2 separate regions of the Homo sapiens genome follow, and region 1 is linked to region 2. A link is a loop called in an ENCODE intact Hi-C map of the cell type or tissue named here. Cell type or tissue: PC-3. All regions are shown on one strand. Links, peaks and the distances in the headings refer to the core of each region. The heading gives the core; the rest is flanking DNA. Region 1 holds the start of LOC105378911 (a long non-coding RNA gene). Region 2 has its middle 39 kb from the start of LINC01357.

Evidence for each region. A loop is a pair of places that touch in the nucleus more often than their neighbours do. Peaks named below come from ENCODE experiments on the same cell type or tissue, not always from the same donor. Only the 100,000 strongest peaks of a DNase experiment are listed, where the experiment ranks them.
Region 1: it touches region 2 in a loop (13-fold over the local background); 9 of 110 quality-filtered maps call a loop at or near these places.

Annotation. Positions count from the first base shown.
Region 1 is chr1:112,865,652-112,873,651 of GRCh38, forward strand. The region is part of intron 1 of LINC01357 (long intergenic non-protein coding RNA 1357); the gene reads left to right. LOC105378911 (a long non-coding RNA gene) reads right to left here and starts at 2,733. Exons shown (of 3, transcript XR_001738192.2): 1 at 2,637-2,733. RefSeq lists silencers at 1-102, 3,696-3,990 and an enhancer at 170-679. In PC-3, for the core only: a CTCF peak has its summit at 3,224 (motif pointing left); DNase peaks (open chromatin) are centred at 670 and 3,920; H3K27ac peaks cover 2,982 bases.
Region 2 is chr1:112,805,677-112,815,274 of GRCh38, forward strand. No RefSeq gene overlaps it. Among named protein-coding and RNA genes, the nearest start is that of LINC01357, 39 kb to the right of the region's middle. RefSeq lists enhancers at 3,477-3,998, 3,714-3,993. In PC-3, for the core only: a CTCF peak has its summit at 3,720 (motif pointing right); a DNase peak (open chromatin) is centred at 3,715.

The DNA of each region.
Region 1 (8,000 bases), core at 1-8,000, 60 kb after region 2:
GTTTGAGTGCAATGACTTGAGCTCGGCTCACTGCAACCTCCACCTCCCGGGTTCAAACGATTCTCCTGTATCTGCCCCCCAAGTAGCTGGGATTAAGTCACCTTCCACCACACCCAGCTAATTTTTGTATTTTTTAGTAGAGACAGGGTTTCACCATGTTGGCCAGGCTGGTCTTGAACTCCTGACCTCAGGTTATCTTCCCGCCTCGGCCTCCCAAAGTGCTGGGATTACAGGTGTCAGCCACTGCGCCCGGCCATTTTTTTTGTTAATTTTTAAGACATGATTAGAGCCAAAGAAGAGTTGGTGTAGAGATCAAGGTTTGGACAAGGGTGAGGCAAGTGAGGCTTTCATTCTCAAGGACCCATCTTGCGCTTATATGATCTTGAGAGTGTGTGCCTCCTAAAATTTTATGTTTCCTCACCTGAAGGTAATCCTGCCCCTTATGGGACTCAGAACATGACACCCCAAAATATGGCACCTTGGCAATTAAGAAAACTAAAGAAGCAAGATCACGTTGACCTCCCCCCGCTTTCTCATGCACAGTGCTTTCATAAAGGAATTATTTAACCTACCTCACCTGAAAGCAGGACATAAGACCCTCATTCCAGGCTGGCCCAGCCCCATACTCAGAGAAAAGGAATGCTACTCAGCAGAAAGGAATGCTACTCAGAGTGGCCAAGAACAATCTGAACAAACAGATCTTGTCATATTTCCCCTACTTCCCCTACCCCAGTTTATTACCATTAGATCATACCCTTTGTCCAGTCATGTTCTCCACAATCATCTACTTCTTTCAGCAGACTTAGCATTTAAAAAAACACAATTTTCCCTGGGTCTTTGGGTCTTCATTTCTGAAGGCTCTTATGTCTTATAAAACCTTGTTAAATTTGTTATGCTTTCCTCTTATTAATCTGCGTTTTGTTATGGGGTGTCATCTGTGAACCTAGCAATGGGTGAGGAAGACAATACTTTTTTCTCTCCTATGCCCTGATGGGGAACTCTCTAGACAGACAAATGAATAGCTGAGGCTTCTCATCACCCATATACCCACATTCTCTCTCTCTTTTTTTTTTTTTTTTTAAACAGAGTCTCCTTCTGTTGCCCAGGCTGGAGTACAGCCTGGGCTCACTGGATCCTCTGCCTCCTGGGTTCAAGTGATTCTCCTGCCTCAGTCTCTCAAGTAGGTGGGACTACAGGTGCATGCCACCAGGCCCGACTAATTTTTGTATTTTTAGTAGAGACGGGGTTTCACCATGATGGCCAGGTTGGCCTCGAACTCCTGACCTCAAGTGATCCTCCCACCTTAGCCTCCCAAAGTGCTAGGATTACAGGCGTGAGCCACCATGCCCGGCTGCACACTCTCTTACCTTTCCCACACCTTGAAATTTCCCTCACTGCCCACCCTAAATACAGTACCATGAGACGCAAATCTTAGATTAGATTTCAAAGGAAGGGCAGTGTCACTTAGTTCCACTAAGGCCTACCTGTATCCTCTGTGGCCTAGACTGGAGGTGGATATGGGGAGACTGATTTCCAAGATAGACATAGCTCTGTTATCTTCACTCCCTGAGTCCAAGCCCAGCTGAATACCTAAGTGGCTTCTCATTCTTTTTTTTTTTTTTTTTGAGACGGAGTCTTGCCCTGTCGCCCAGGCTGGAGTGCAGTGTCATGATCTTGGCTCACTGCAACCTCTGCCTCCCAGGTTCAAGCAATTCTCCTGCCTCAGCCTCTTGAGTAGCTGGGATTACAGGTATGTGCCACCCCACCTGGCTAATTTTTGTATTTTTAGTAGAGACAGGGTTTCACCATGTTGGCCGGGATGGTCTCGATCTCCTGACCTCGTGATCCACCTGTCTCGGCCTCCCAAAGTGCTGGGATTACAGATGTGAGCCACCACGCCCAGCCGTGGCTTCTCATTCTTATCCTTAGAGATTGCTGGCATCCCCGGCCTCTTACCACTCTTCCCATCCTTCCATCAGCTTAGACCACTCAAGTGCTTTCACTGCAAGTTCCCTTTATTGTCATCACTAGGCAGCTGCATTTTGATCTCAGAGCTAATAGATGAATCCACTTTCTTCAATATGGCCACTCTCTCAGCTGGGGTCTTCTTCCCTAATCTGTGTGTGTGTGTGTGTGTGTGTGTGTGTGTGTGTGTGTGTGTGTGTTTTGTTGGGTTTTTTTTTGAGACAAAGTCTCACTCTCTTGTCCAAGCTGGAGTGCAGTGGCACCATCTCAGCTCACTGCAACCTCCACTTCCCGGGTTCAAGCAATTCTCCTGCCTCAGCCTCCCAAGTAGCTGGGACTACAGGCACGCGCCACCACGCCCAGCTAATTTTTTTTTGTATTTTTAGTAGACACAGGGTTTCACTATGTTGACCATGCTGGTCTTGAACTCCTGACCTCCTGATCCGCCCACCTCAGCCTCCCAAAGTGCTGGGATTACTGGCGTGAGCCACCCTGCCCGGCCCTGAAATAAAAAAAAATAATTTTTTTTTTTTAAAAAGAGTTTGAGGCCTTGTGTACCTTGAGTTAAAGAGGCCTCTAAAGGAGAACCTGGGGGATTCCAAATCTGACAGCTACAATTTTGCACAAAGCCTTACTCAATGTTCTCCACTCATCACCCCCTTTCTTTTTACCTGCTTCCCTTGTCTTCTGCTCTTCTCCTCTCCTGGCGAGTTGGTGTTGGTTGTTGTCAGGAAGCCTCAGCTCCTCACAATGGGAACTCCCCAGAGGGCTCCTTGAATGTCCTCATGACATGGCGCCTAACTCCCACCAGAATGAGAGATCCAGGAGACAGTGAGAGGGAAGCCACCAAGCCTTTAGGTCCTAATCTCTAAAGTCACTGTAGGGGAGAAAATTAGCATCTTTATCTAGTATCACCCTAGGTTTGTGGCAGAGATCCCTATAACAAAATATTAAATACAAGAGAAAAGCATACAAATTTATTTAATAAGTTTTACATCATATGAGAGACTTAATAAGGAAATGAAGACCCAAAGAAACAGAAAAAAAACGGTATTTTTATGCTTAGGTTCGTGTAGAGTGGACTATCATACAGTATGATTGGACAAAAGTGGGTATGATCTAATAGAATGAGACCACCACTTCTCCTGTTGTCCTTCCCAGCTTCTCCCCAACCTCCCCTTTTCCCTAGTTTATAAGACAGGAGAAAAGGGAGAAAGCAAAAAGTTGGAAAGAAACAGAAATAAGATAAATAACTAGACGACCTTGGCGCCACCACCTGGCCCTGGTGGTTAAAAGAATAATAATAATAATAATAATATTAACCCCTGACCAAAACTACTAGTGTTATCTGTAAATTCCAGACATTGTATGTGAAAGCACTGTAAAACTTTTTGTTCTGTTAGCTGATGTATGTAGCCCCTAGTCACGTTCCTCACACTTACTTGATCTATTACGACCTTTTCACGTGGACCCCTTAGAGTTGTAAGCCCTTAAAAGGGCTAGGAATTTCTTTTTTGGGGAGCTCAGCTCTTAAGACGCGAGTCTGCTGACACTCCCAGCCCAATAAAAACCTCTTCCTTCTTTAATCCGGTGTCCTAGGAGTTTTGTCTGCGACTTGTCCTGCTACAGTAATGGTAACAAACTGGAGAGAACTTAACAAGGCCTGTTTATTCACAGCTTCTTGGCATCTCTGCGTCTTCATTCTTTTCTTCTGGGTATAGGAAGGAGGCCCTGCAAATAGGGTCTTATGACCTTATTTTGTAAGAAGGTCAGAGAATTCTTTTAGGGCCTGCTTCATGGGAGAAAGTCAGGGGAAGGTCAGAGAGACCTTCCCTGTTAAACCTTCCCCATAGTGTTAACAATAATTACATGCCAGGCTTTAGATAAAAGTATAGATTAAGCATTAGTCAGGTTGTCCTATGACTCATTTCCCTATAGCCTCTTATGGACCATGTAGGCCAGGACATAAACCATGAATTTACTTATTGTTCTTGTAGATAGGAACTTTGACTTTAGGAGCCTTACAACTTTTCATTTGAGATGTTTTTCAGAACTAACGCCAATGAGTCCAAAGACCACACCAAGGAACCAAGTCGGTCTGAGAATGCAGTTTCTTCAGCTGGGCGCGGTAGCTCACGCCTGTAATCCCAACACTTTGGGAGGCCAAGGCGGGCAGATCATGAGGTCAGGAGTTCGATACCAGCCTGGCCAACATGGTGAAACCCCGTCTCCCCTAAAAATACAAAAATTAGCTGGGCGTGGTGGTGTGCACTTGTAATCCCAGCTACTGGGGAGGCTGAGGCAGGAGAACGGCTTGAACCCAGGAGGCAGAGGTTGCAGTGAGCTAAGATCGTGTCACTGCACTCCAGCCTGGGTGACAAACAAGAATCTGTCTCAAAAAAAAAAAAATGCAGTTTCTTCACCTCCATCCTATGACATCACCCTTCACTCTTTGAACAATCGACACCTTGGCCCACTACTCGTCCAAACCCCTTAAGGTCTCTAGACCCAAACTCTTTGAAGAGGTGGTTTTGAGGTTTCTTCTCATCTCATTTGGTGGCCTTACAATTAAACCTCTTTCTCTGCTGCAACCTGGAGTCTTGGTGCATTGACTTTCTGCATATCAGGCAACACACCCAGCACAATCACCCCTGCACATGCTGTTTGTCCATTCAGTTCTTCAGCTTGAATTCTTTTTTTTTGAGATGGAGTTTCACTCTTGTTGCCCAGGCTGGAGTGCAATGGTGTGATCTTGGCTCACCGCAACCTCTGTCTACCGAGTTCAAGTGTTCTCCTGCTTCAGCCTCCTGCGTAGCTGGGATTACCGGCATGCGCCACCACGCTCAGCTAATTTTGTATTTTTAGTAGAGACGGTGTTTCTCCATGTTGGTCAGGCTGGTCTTGAACTCCCGACCTCAGGTGATCCACCCGCCTCAGCCTCCCAAAGTGCTGGGATTATAGGCGTGAGCCACCATGCCCAGCCGAATTATTTCACATGTCAAGGCACCATATTTTAGGGTAGTGCATCCTGCACTCCATCTGGAACACATGCCACATCCCTTCTGCTACATTCTACTGGTCAAAGCATCCCTTTTGCTACATGCCACTAGTCAAAGCAAGTTACAAAAGCAGGCCAGATCCAAAGGTTGAGGAAACAGAACCCCACCTCTGAGAAGCAGCAAATAATTTGTGACCATGTTTAATCTACCATAAAGAATTTGGCCAGGATCAGAGATGGTTGCCCACACTTTTGTCCTTTCTCTTACTGAACTGGAGTTTTGAAGAGGCCATCACGCGGTCTACCCCCTTTAGAAGGAGATCTGCAAAAGCTTTAAATGTTTGCCCTGAGCTCTCAGTTTCTCTGGTTTTTCCTTTTCCCATCTCTCTCTCTCTCTCTCTCTCTCTGAGCCCCACCCCACTTTCCCTGCTGCCCCATCCTCTGTAATTCAGCTACAGCCAAGCTGTAGCTTTTCCTGTCTAGCCCTACCCAACTCAGGGACCCATTCTTCTCCCCATTTCAAGCCCCATAGGCCTCCTCAACTCTCCCTGGAAAGGAGAAACCGGCTCAAAGTGAGTTGAGTGGAGAATTGGGAAAGCTCTTTGAGACTTCTGGAGTTCCCAGTAGCAAAAGGAAACAGGATAACAAAACAGGGTGAAACCTGAATGATGGCATGGAGGGGCTGGTGGGGGTGCTCACAAGAGGTAGGATGGAAAAGAACTGAAAACAGAAAGTTGCCCTTACCTTCCCGGACTTGAGGGACCTGTGACTCTAGGCAATTGAGGGTAGTTGTCTTGCCAAGGTGATAGCATGTAATAGCCCATAATTACCCATAATGACTTCATGAGGCTCAGCCTAGGTGGGAGCCCAGGCATTTCAAGATAATGTCTTTTCTTCCCTTTGTATTCTGAGTGTGTTAGCTCCCTGCATGGATTGAAAGGTGCTTATTAACACAAGTGCCCTTGTTAATTAGGTTGGTTCTGACTTACGTGCTACTTATTAGATACTCAAGTCAATATGGATAAGTGTCCTGCTTCTGGGCCAGGGACAGAGAAAAAGCCAGAAAACCCACTTCTCCTCAAAAGGTGTCTCTGGTGTCCAGAAAGGACAGAGGATGCTTCATTTTTATGGTGCTGGGATGAGCTGAGGGAAGGGGAGAAGCAGGAGGCAAACCCTGGTGGGGGCGCTGCTGGAAGGAGACAGCTCACAGGACACCACCACCACAAGCTGAGCCTCCACTTTCCCATCTGTGATGTGGGGTTTAGAACCAGAGTATTGGCATGAGAAAGGATTAGAGATGAATGCCCACTTTTGTCCTTGTAAGAAAAAATTGTGGAACTTTGAAATTAAGTAGGAGTCCTGGCCTAAATAGTTCATCCTTCTAGATTATCTCTTTCTTTATCTCTTCCTAGTTTGTCTTTTTTTTTTTTTTTTTTTTTTTTTTTTTTGAGACGGAGTCTCACTCTTGTCGCCCAGGCTGGAGTGCAATGGCGTGATCTCGGCTCACCACAACCTCTGCCTCCCAAGTTCAAGCGATTCTCCTGCCTCAGCCTCCCAAGTAGCTGGGATTACAGGCGCCTGCCACCATGCCCAGCAAATTTTTGTATTTTTAGTAGAGACGGGGTTTCACCATGTTGGCTAGGCTGGTATCAAACTCCCGACCTCGAGTGATCTGCCCACCTTGGCCTCCCAAAGTGCTGGGATTACAGGCGTGAGCCACCACACCCGGCCCCTAGCTTTTCTTTGATTAGGATATTTTACCACTCTGTAGAGATAACAGTTGACTTGTAAAAATCTGGTAGTAAGACAGTTTCCTTCTAAAGAAATGCAAATTGCATCAATTGTACAGTGAAATGCAGTTGATTCTATTCCTTTGGTATGATAGGGTTCACGACATACTACTCCAAAATGTGGCACCTCGGCATTCGAGAAAACAAGAGAAGCTGGGAGGTTTCTCTGGCCTTCTCCCACTGTTCTCCCACTGTTCTCCCCTGAGGCAGGCCATAAAACTGAATTGAACTTCTCCTGAAGTAGGTCATAAGGCCCTCATTTCAGAGGGGTTCTCTCTATATCTGGAGAAAAGGAATAAAGACACAGAGATGCCAAGAAGAATCTGAACAAACAGGCCTTGCTAAGTTCCCCCAGTTCCCTCCCGCTCCTGTCTCTGACTCCTCTGCCTTTCCCAGAACACAGGGAGAGGCTTTCTCTGAAGTTCCCTTATCTGACCAAGGGAAGTTTCTTCAGAAGGAATGCAGTTGTCTTGGGCCCTCTCCCTACAATCTCATTAAACAGAGAAGATTAACTCACAGGAAAGGAGACTGGAGTTGACACCAAACCCAGAGCCCAGACGAACTTTGTGACACGATATTGCCTGTTCTTTGGGCCCATTCATTCCCCCTAAGAATCGTTTACTCTTTCTCTAAAATTGCCTAGAGCCCCCACCTCCCTTACTGCTATGAAGAGGGCATTTAAGCTTCAGCTATCTGGCCCTTTGAGTTTACTTTGTGTGACTCTCATTTGTGTAACTCTCTTGCACTTGCATATTAATGAATTCATCAGCCTTTTCTCCTGTTAATCTGCCTGTTGTCCATTTATTTCAGCAGATGCTATTATCAAACTTTCAGAGGGGAAGTGTAAACTTTCCTGCAATACACTTTTGGCTTTTGATCATACTTCTGCATGACTGCCCATAAAAATACACAGATTTTTCAGTTCTTTTGGGTCTTTGTTTCTGAAGGCTCCTGTGTTAAATAAAATTTAAACTTTGGTTAAATAAAACTTTGGTTAAATAAAGATGTATGTTTTTATCTTGCTGATCTGTCTTTTGTTATAGGGGTCACTGCCATGAACCTTGCAAAGATTAGGGAAAAGATAATACTTTATCACACATAAATATTGACCAGTTTTTTCAGTTCTTCGAGTTTTGCATCCACTTGTAAATGCATCTCAACATTCTTTATCTGACTCTAAACTTGATAGTTTTCTTTAAAATGGACTATAATATTCAAATTATATTAATGAGGGTTTCCTTATTAAT
Region 2 (9,598 bases), core at 1-8,000:
CAATGACCAGAGTCCTAGTGGGGGTGCTCTGGCCCCTCCACATTCATTTTCTCTGCCTATTCTGAGAGGAGGTTCAGGCTGGAGGTCTGGTGGGGAGGTGGTGAGCACAGGAGGTGCACAAAGGGACAAAAGGCTCTTGCCTTAAATGCCCACAATTAGAACCAGCTCCTTTCTATTCCCACCATGCAAGGGCCCTAATTAAAATTTAAACTCATGTTTCCTTTTTTTCTTTTTAAAGTTTCCATGGTAGGTAATTAACTTTTCCTTTCTGCGAGTGAGCAACTAATTAATGCTCTGTTCATAAGGACGGCGATCAGAGCACTGCGACTTGCCTGGGAGTTTGTTTCTTTCATTTATTTCCACCTTCCAAAAGAACTGGCTTGGTGAAAGTGGGGGCAGAGAAAGGAAAGAAGCTCTGCCAACATCTGTTGTGTGCAGCAGGGTGCTGACAAAGTCCTTACAACATGAAATCCTTACCATGAGGAGGGCATACAGGGTCTTCCCTGGACCAACAGAAGCAGCCGGGTGCAAAAGTGTTCCTGTCTAAGTGAGCCTTCCTCAGGAGGGGCCAGCTGAATACTTCCCTGGGGAACAAAAGCACCTGTGGCTGAACTGCACTGGCATCATGGGTGTGAGGGCCCTCCCACTGCCAGCCTCTGTGCCTTCCTCTCCCAGGCCCCTGGGTTCACCTCCTGGCCACACAAGCCTCAGGGAGAGGATACGGATTAACAGTGTTTGTACAAATTGCAGGGACAAGGGAACATTTCCCCTTCGTCCTTTGAAGTTTTGCTGAAAATCACTGACAAGAGGCAGATTAGTGAGAGAAAAAGTAGACAAACAGATTTAATGTGTACATGGCAGACTTCAGAATAAAGACCCAAAAGATACAGAGGAAATTGTCCATTTTTATGCTGAGGTTCAACAAAGTATGGACAGCTATGTAGAAATGTGACTGGACAGGCTGGGCACGGTGGCTCACACCTGTAATCCCAGCACTTTGGGAGGCCAGGTTGGTGGATCACCTGAGGTCGGGAGTTCAAGACTGGGCCTGACCAACATGGAGAAACCCCGTCTCTACTAAAAATACAAAATTAGCTGGGCATGGTGGCACATGCCTGCAATCCCAGCTACTCCAGAGGCTGAGGCAGGAGAATCCCTTGAACCCGGGAGGCGGAGGTGGCAGTGAGCCGAGATTGCGCCATTGCACTCCAGCCTGGGAAACAAGAGCTAAACTCCATCTCAAAAAAAAAAAAAAAAAAAAAAAAGCCAGGCATGGTAGCTCATTCCTGTAAGCCCAGCACTTTGGGAGGCCAAGGCAGGCGGATCACCTGAGGTCAGGAGTTCGAGACCAGCCTGACCAACATGGAGAAACCCCATCTCTACTGAAAATACAACATTAGCCGGGTGTGGTGGTACATGCCTGTAATCCCAGCTACTCAGGAGGCTGAGACAGGAGACTTGCTTGAACCCAGGAGGCGGAGGTTGCAGTGAGCCGAGACTGCACTATTGCACTCCAGCCTGGGCAATGAGTGAAACTCTGTCTCAGGAAAAAAAAAAAAAAAAAGTATGATTGGACAAAAAGAGTACGATCTAACGCTAACAGACTGAGTGGGGAATCCCAGCAGGGCCGGTCTGTCTAGATTCTTCTTGGCCTCTCAGAGCACGCATTCCTGCATTCCTTCCTTCTGAATGTGGGGCAGGACCCTCTCTGGAATGGGGGTCTTATAACCCATAGTCAAACAAGGCAGGTCAGGTAATTTCTTTATGACCAGTTTTTACACAGAAAGGCAGAGGCAAAGTTAGATTAATGATTTTTGGTTTTATGGCTGGCTTTGGGGAAAAGGTGCTGGTTTCAATGACTTGGTGGGGAAGAGGGATTCTATGGCTAGCCTTGGGGAGAAAAGGATTGAGAGACAAGAGAATGGATAAATAAAGAATGCTGAGGTCACCCAGAAAGAAGAAAGGCAAGAAGCAGCTACCAGAGTTGGGGAATAAGAGGGAAGCATTTTATAGAAGCTTGGAGAGTGAATGAGGGTGCCCTGAGCAAGTGGGGCTCAGACCCCTGACTCATGGAGCCAATCAATTCTATAAAGATCCAAATGCAAAACTAACAACAAATGTTGTTTCGACATATGTACCGATGTGGCAAAATTTTTAAAAAGCAAGGGAACGATAAACACAAATTTAAATGGCAATTACCTCTTCCACAGGGAGGCAGAGGGGTGGAGGAAAAGGCACATATAGGACGATGCAAGTTATATGATTTCTAGTTCTCGTGAGTGATGGGCTCATGGGTGTTGATCGTATTTTGTTTTATAAGTAACATTTAAAAATATGTTTTGTGGTATCTCCTTTCTGAAAAGGACCCCAATGTTTCCTCCCTCCTAGAATTCATATTCCCTCTCACATCGTACCAGGGTTGGCCTGTGTCAGCAATAGAATATGGCAGAGGTGATAGTATGTCACTTCCAAAATTAGGTTCTAAAAGACACCATGGCTTCTATTTTGGTTTCTCTTGCCTGCTGTCTCTTGGCATATTCGCTCTGGGGCAAGCCAGCTGCTATGTTCCTAGCAGCCTACCGGGAGGGCCCAGTGGCAAGAAATTAAGTCTGCCAAGGACAGCTGTGTGAGTGATCTTGGAAGTGAATCCTTCCCAGCCTTCAGATGACTGCAGTCCTGACCAACATCTTTTTGTTTGTTTGTTTGTTTGTTTGTTTGTTTGTTTGTTTGTTTTGAGATGGAGTTTCGCTGTTGTTGCCCAGGCTGGAGTGCAATGGCGTGATCTCGGCTCACTGCAAACTCTGCCTCCTGGGTTCAAGTGATTCTCCTGCCTCAGCCTCCCGAGTAGCTGGGATTACAGGCATGCACCACCACGCCTGACTAATTTTGTATTTTTAGTAGAGACGGGGTTTCTCCATGTTGGTCAGGCTGGTCTTGAACTCCCAACCTCAGGTGATCCGCCCGCCTCAGACTCCAAAGTGCTGGGATTACAGGTGTGAGCCACCACGCCCGGCCCTGACCAACATCTTGACTGAAACTCACGAGACACTGAGCCACAACCTTCCAACTAAGCTGTTCCTGGATTTCTGACCCTAGGAAACTGTGTGAGGTAATAGATGTTTGCTATTTTAAGTCAAGACATTTTGGGGATAATTTGATACATAAGATTAAATAATTAATACATAATTATTTGATATGCATAGAATATTGAACTTTAAAATATGAGTGGGGGTCTAGGGTGTGGTGGCTTAACACCTGTAATCCCAGCACTTTGGGAGGCCGAGGTGAGAAGATTGCTTGAGGCTAGGAACTTGAGACCAGCCTGGGCAACATAGCGAGACTCTAACTCTACAAAAAAAATTTAAAAATTTTAAGATATTAGCCTGGCATGCTGGTGCACACCTGTAGTCCCAGCTACTCAGGAGACTGAAGTGGAGGATTGCTTGAGCCCAGGAGTTCCAGGCTACAGAGAGCTATGATTGTACCACTGTATTCCAGCCTGGGTCACAGAGAGACTATGTCTCAATCAATCAATCAATAATGAAAACAGTGAGAGGTAAAAGAAAAAAGAGAATCTAGGTTTGAGGGAGGCCAGCTGGAAGTAATATGAGTGGTGCCCTGACATGCAGGGAGTGGGCAGCCTGGAGGAGGGATGAGTGGGTGCCCAAAGGGAGCCGGGATCCTGCCAAGAGACTGCAGGGCCTCTCTGCCCACACGAGGGCGCCCCACATTGCCGTATCTGGGCTAGGGGATGGGAAATGAAGACCAAGAAAAGGCCTTCTGGGGAGGGAATGTCCTGTGTGCCCACACACTGGCCCCTCTCTCCAGGTTTCTTGAAGGTCAGCGTGAGGTCCCTCTGGCAACTGGAGACAGAGCCGGTTTTCAAGCCCTGAGAATGCATGCCTCTGCAAGTCAAGGCTGTCTCCTCTGCAGGGTAGCATGTGTTATGGTTGATTGTGAGTGGTGGCAGTGAGGGTGTGAGTGGGTAACTGTCAGGCCTCTGAGCCCAAGCTAAGCCATCATATCCCCTGTGACCTGCACTTACACTTCCAGATGGCCAGTTCCTGCCTTAACTGATCACATTCCACCACAAAAGAAGTGAAAATGGCCTGTTCCTGCCTTTGCTGATGACATTACCTTGTGAAATTCCTTCTCCTGGCTCATCCTGGCTCAAAAGCTCCCCTGCTGAGCACCTTGTGACCCCCCCGCCCCTGCCCACCAGAGAACAACCCCCTTTGACTGTAATTTTCCTTTACCTACCCAAATCCTATAAAACAGCCCCACCCCTATCTCCCTTCGCTGACTCTCCTTTCGGACTCAGCCCACCTGCACCCAGGTGAAATAAACAGCCTTGTTGCTCACACAAATCCTGTTTGGTGGTCTCTTCACACGGACGTGAGTGAAATTTTGGTGCCGTGACTCGGATTGGGGGACCTCCCTTGGGAGATCAATCCCCTGTCCTCCTGCTCTTTGCTCCGTGAGAAAGATCCACCTACGACCTCGGGTCCTCAGACCGATCAACCCAAGGAACATCTCACCAATTTTAAATTGGGTAAGCGGCCTCTCTTTACTCTCTTCTCCAACCTCTCACTGTCCCTCAATCTCTTTCTCCTTTCAATCTTGGCGCCACCCTTCAATCTCTCCCTTCTCTTAATTTCAATTCCTTTCATTTTCTGATAGAGACAAAGGAGACACATTTTATCTGTGGACCCAAAACTCTGGCGCCGGTCACGGACTCGGGAAGGCAGCCTTCCCTTGGTGTTTAATCACTGCAGGGACACCTCTCTGATTATTCACCCACATTTCACTGGTGTCTGATCACCGTGGGGACGCCTGCCTTGGTCATTCACCCACATTCCCTTGGTGGCAAGTCAGTTGCGGGGACTCCTGCTTTGGCTGCTCCCCCATGTTGCAGCCCAGGGCTGCTCCCCACCTCCCTTCTCTGTGTCTTTACCCTTCTCTTTAAACTTACCTCCTTCACCATGGGCAACCTTCCGCCCTCCATTCCCCCTTCTTCTCCCTTAGCCTGTGTTCTCAAGAACTTAAAACCTCTTCAACTCTCGCCTGACCTAAAACTTAAACGCCTTATTTTCTTCTGCAACACTGCTTGGCCCCAATACAAACTCGAAAATGGTTCTAAATGTCCAGAAAATGGCACTTTTGATTTCTCCATCCTACGAGACCTAGATAATTTTTGTCAAAAAATGGGCAAATGGTCTGAAGTGCCTGACGTCCAGGCATTCTTTTACACATTGTTCTCTCCCTAGTCTCTGTTCCCAATGCGACTCATCCGAAATCCTCCTTCTTTCCCTCTCGCCTGTGCTCTCAGTCCCAACTCCAAGCGTCGCCGAGTCTTTCTTTCTTTTCTACAGACCCATCTGACCTCTCCCCTCCTCCCCAGGCTGCTCCTCACCAGGCTGAGCTAGGTCCCAATTCTTCTTTAGCCTCTGCTCCCCCACCCTATAATCCTTTTATCACCTCCCCTCCTCACACCCGGTCCGGCTTACAGTTTCGTTCCTCGACTAGACCTCCCCCACCTGCCCAGCAATTTCCTCATAAAAAGTTGGCTGGAGCTAAAGGCATAGTCAAGGTTAATAATGCTCCTTTTTCTTTATCCGATCTATCCCAAATCAGTTAGCGTTTAGGCTCTTTTTCATCGAATATAAAAACCCAGCTCAGTTCATGGCTCGCTTGGCAGCAACCCTGAGATGCTTTACAGCCCTAGACCCTGAAAGGTCAAAAGGCCGTCTTATTCTCAAAATACATTTTATTACCCAATCCACTCCCGGCATTAAATAAAACTCCAAAAATTAAATTCCAGCCCTCAAACCCCACGACAGGACTTAATTAACCTCGCCTTCAAGGTGTGTAATAATAGAGTAAAGGCAGCTAAGTAGCAATGTATTTCTGAGTTGCAATTCCTTGCCTCCACTGTGAGACAAACCCCAGCCACATCTCCAGCACACAAGAACTCCAAACGCCCGAACGGCAGCTGCCAGGGGTTCCTCCAGAACCTCCTCCCCCAGGAGCTTGCTACAAGTGCCGGAAATCTGGCCACTCGGCCAAGGAAAGCCCACAGCCCGGAATTCCTCCTAAGCTGTGTCCCATCTGTGCGGGACCCCACTGGAAATTGGACTGTCCAACTTGCCCGGCAGCCACTCCCAGAGCCCCTGGAACTCTGGCCCAAGGCTCTCTGACTCCTTCCCAGATCTTCTCGGCTTAGCGGCTGAAGACTGACGCTGACCGATCACCTCAGAAGCCTACAGGATGATCACAGAAGCTTTAGGTAACTCTCATAGTGGAGGATGGACTTAAGAAGTCCGTCCCCTTCTTAATCAATACGGAGGCTACCCACTCCATATTACCTTCTTTTCAAGGGCCTGTTTCCCTTGACTCCATAACTGTTGTGGGTATTGAATGCCAGGCTTCTAAACATCTTAAAACTCCCCAACTCTGGTGCCAACTTAGACAATATTATTTTAAGCACTTCTTTTTAGTTATCCTCACCTGCCCAGTTCCCTTATTAGGTTGAGACATTTTAACTAAATTACCTGCTTCCCTGACTATTCCTGGGCTACAGCCACACCTCATTGCCGCCTTTTCCCCCAGTTCAAAGCCTCCTTCACATCCTCCCCTTGTATCTCCCCACCTCAATCCATAGGTATAAGACACCTTTACTCCCTCCTTGGTGACCGATTACGCACCCCTTACCATCCCATTAAAACCTAATCACCCTTACCCCACTCAATGCCAATATCCGATCCCACAGCCCACTTTAAAAAGATTAAAGCCTGTTATCACTTGCCTGTTACGGCACGGCCTTTTAAACTCTCCTTACAATTACCCCATTTTACCTGTCCAAAAACTGGACAAGTCTTACAGGTTAGTTCAGGGTCTACGCCTTATCAACCAAATTGTTTTGCCTATCCACCCCGTGGTGCCAAACCCATATACTCTCCTATCCTCAATACCTCCCTCCACAACCCATTATTCTGTTCCAGATCTCAAACATGCTTTCTTTACTATTCCTTTGCACCCTTCATCCCAGCCTCTCTTTGCTTTCACTTGGACTGACCCTGACACCCATCAGACTCAGCAAATTACCTGGGCTGTACTGCCTCAAGGCTTCACAGAGAGCACCCCCCCCCCATTACTTCAGTCAAGCCCAAATTTCTTCCCCATCTGTTACCTATCTCGGCATAATTCTCACAAAAACACATGTGTTCTCCCTGCTGATCGTGTCCGACTAATCTCCCAAATCTCAATCCCTTCTACAAAACAACTCCTTTCCTTGCTAGGCATGGTTAGTGCAGTCAGAATTCTTACACAAGAGCCGGGACCGTGCCCTGTAGCTTTCTGTCCAAACAACTTGACCTTACTGTTTTACCCTAGCCCTCATGTCTGCGTGCAGCGGCTGCCACTGCTTTAATACTTTTAGAGGCCGTAAAAATCACATACTATGCTCAATTCACTCTCTACAGTTCTCATAACTTCCAAAATCTATTTTCTTCCTCACACCTGATGGGTATACTTTCTGCTCCCTGGCTTCTTCAGCTGTACTCACTCTTTGTTGAGTCTCCCACAATTACCATTGTTCCTGGCCCGGACTTAATCTGGCTTCCCACATTATTCCTGATATTACGCCTGACCCCCATGACTGTATCACTCTGATCCACCTGACATTCACCCCATTTCCCCATATTTCCTTCTTTCCTGTTCCTCACCCTGATCACGCTTGGTTTATTGATGGCAGTTCCACCAGGCCTAATCGCCACTCACCAGCAAAGGCAGGCTATGCTGTAGTACAAGCCGCTAGCCCGCCTCTCAGAACCTCTCATTTCCTTTCCATCATGGAAATCTATCCTCAAGGAAATCACTTCTCAGTGTTCCAGCTGCTATTCTACTACTCCTCAGGGATTATTCAGGACCCCCGCCCCTGCCCCCCGCTTCCCTACACATCAAGCTTGGGGATTTGCCCTCTCCCAGGACTGGCAAATTGACTTTACTCACATGCTCCGAGTCAGGAAACTAAAATACCTCTTGGTCTGGGTAGACACTTTCACTGGATGGGTAGAGGCCTTTCCCACAGGGTCTGAGAAGGTCACCACAGTCATTTCTTCTCTTCTGTCAGACATAATTCCTCGGTTTAGCCTTCCCACCTCTATACAGTCTGATAATGGACAGGCCTTTATTAGTCAAATCACCCAAGCAGTTTCTCAGGCTCTTGGTATTCAGTGAACTGATGGTCTTTTTAAAACACATCTCACAAAGCTCAGCTACAAACTTAAAAAGGACTTGACAATACTTTTACCACTTTCCCTTCTCAGAATTCGGGCCTGTCCTCGGAATGCTACAAGTTACAGCCCATTTGAGCTTCTGTAATAGACTCTCGTTTTATTAGGCCCCAGTCTCATTCCAGACACCAGACCAACTTGAACTGCGCCCCAAAAAACTTGTCATCCCTACTGTCTTCTGTCTAGTCATACTCCTATTCACCATTATCAACTACTCATAAATGCCCTGCTCTTGTTTACAGTGCCTGTTTACACTGTTTCTCCAAGCCATCACAGCTGATATCTCCTGGTGCTATCCCCAAAGCGCCACTCTTTTTTTTTTTTTTGAGATAGAGTCTCGCTCTGTCACCCAGGCTGGAGTGCAGTGGCGCGATCTCAGCTCACTGCAAGCTCTGCCTCCCGGGTTCATGCCATTCTCCTGCCTCAGCCTCCCGAGTAGCTGGGACTACAGGCACATGCCACCACGCCCGGCTAATTTTTTGTATTTTTAGTAGAGATGGGGTTTCACTGCATTAGCCAGGATGGTCTCGATCTCCTGACCTCGTGATCCGCCTGCCTCAGCCTCCCAAAGTGCTGGGATTACAGGCCACTCCCACTTAAAGTAAATAAATAATCTTTGCTGGCAGGGCTATGCTAAACCTCCTTGGGCACTCTCTAATTGGATGTCCTGGGTCCTCCCAATTCTTAGCCCTTTAATACCGGTTTTTCTCCTTCTCTTATTCGGACCTTGTGTCTTCCATTTAGTTTTTCAATTCATACAAAACCACATCCAGGCCATCACCAATCATTCTATATGACAATGTTTCTTCTCACAACCCCACAATATCACCCCTTACCACAAAATCTTCCTTCAGCTTAATCTCTCCCACTCTAGGTTCCCACGCCACCCCCACTCCCGCTCAAAGCAGCCCTGAGAAACATCGACGATTATCTCTCCATACCACGCCCACCAAAATTTTTGCTGCCCCAACACTTCAACACTATTTTATGTTATTTTTCTTATTAATATAAGAAGACAGGAATGTCAGGCCTCTGAGCCCAGGCTAAGCCATCATATCCCCTATGACCTGCACGTACACATCCAGATGGCCGGTTCCTGCCTTAACTGATGACATTCCACCACAAAAGAAGTGAAAATGGCCAGTCCCTGCCTTAACTGATGACATTACCTTGTGACCCCCCACTCCTGCACACCAGAGAACAACCCCCTTTGACTGTAATTTTCCTTTACCTACCCAAATTCTATAAAATAGCCCCACCCCTATCTCCCTTCGCTGACTCTCTTTTTGGACTCAGCCCGCCTG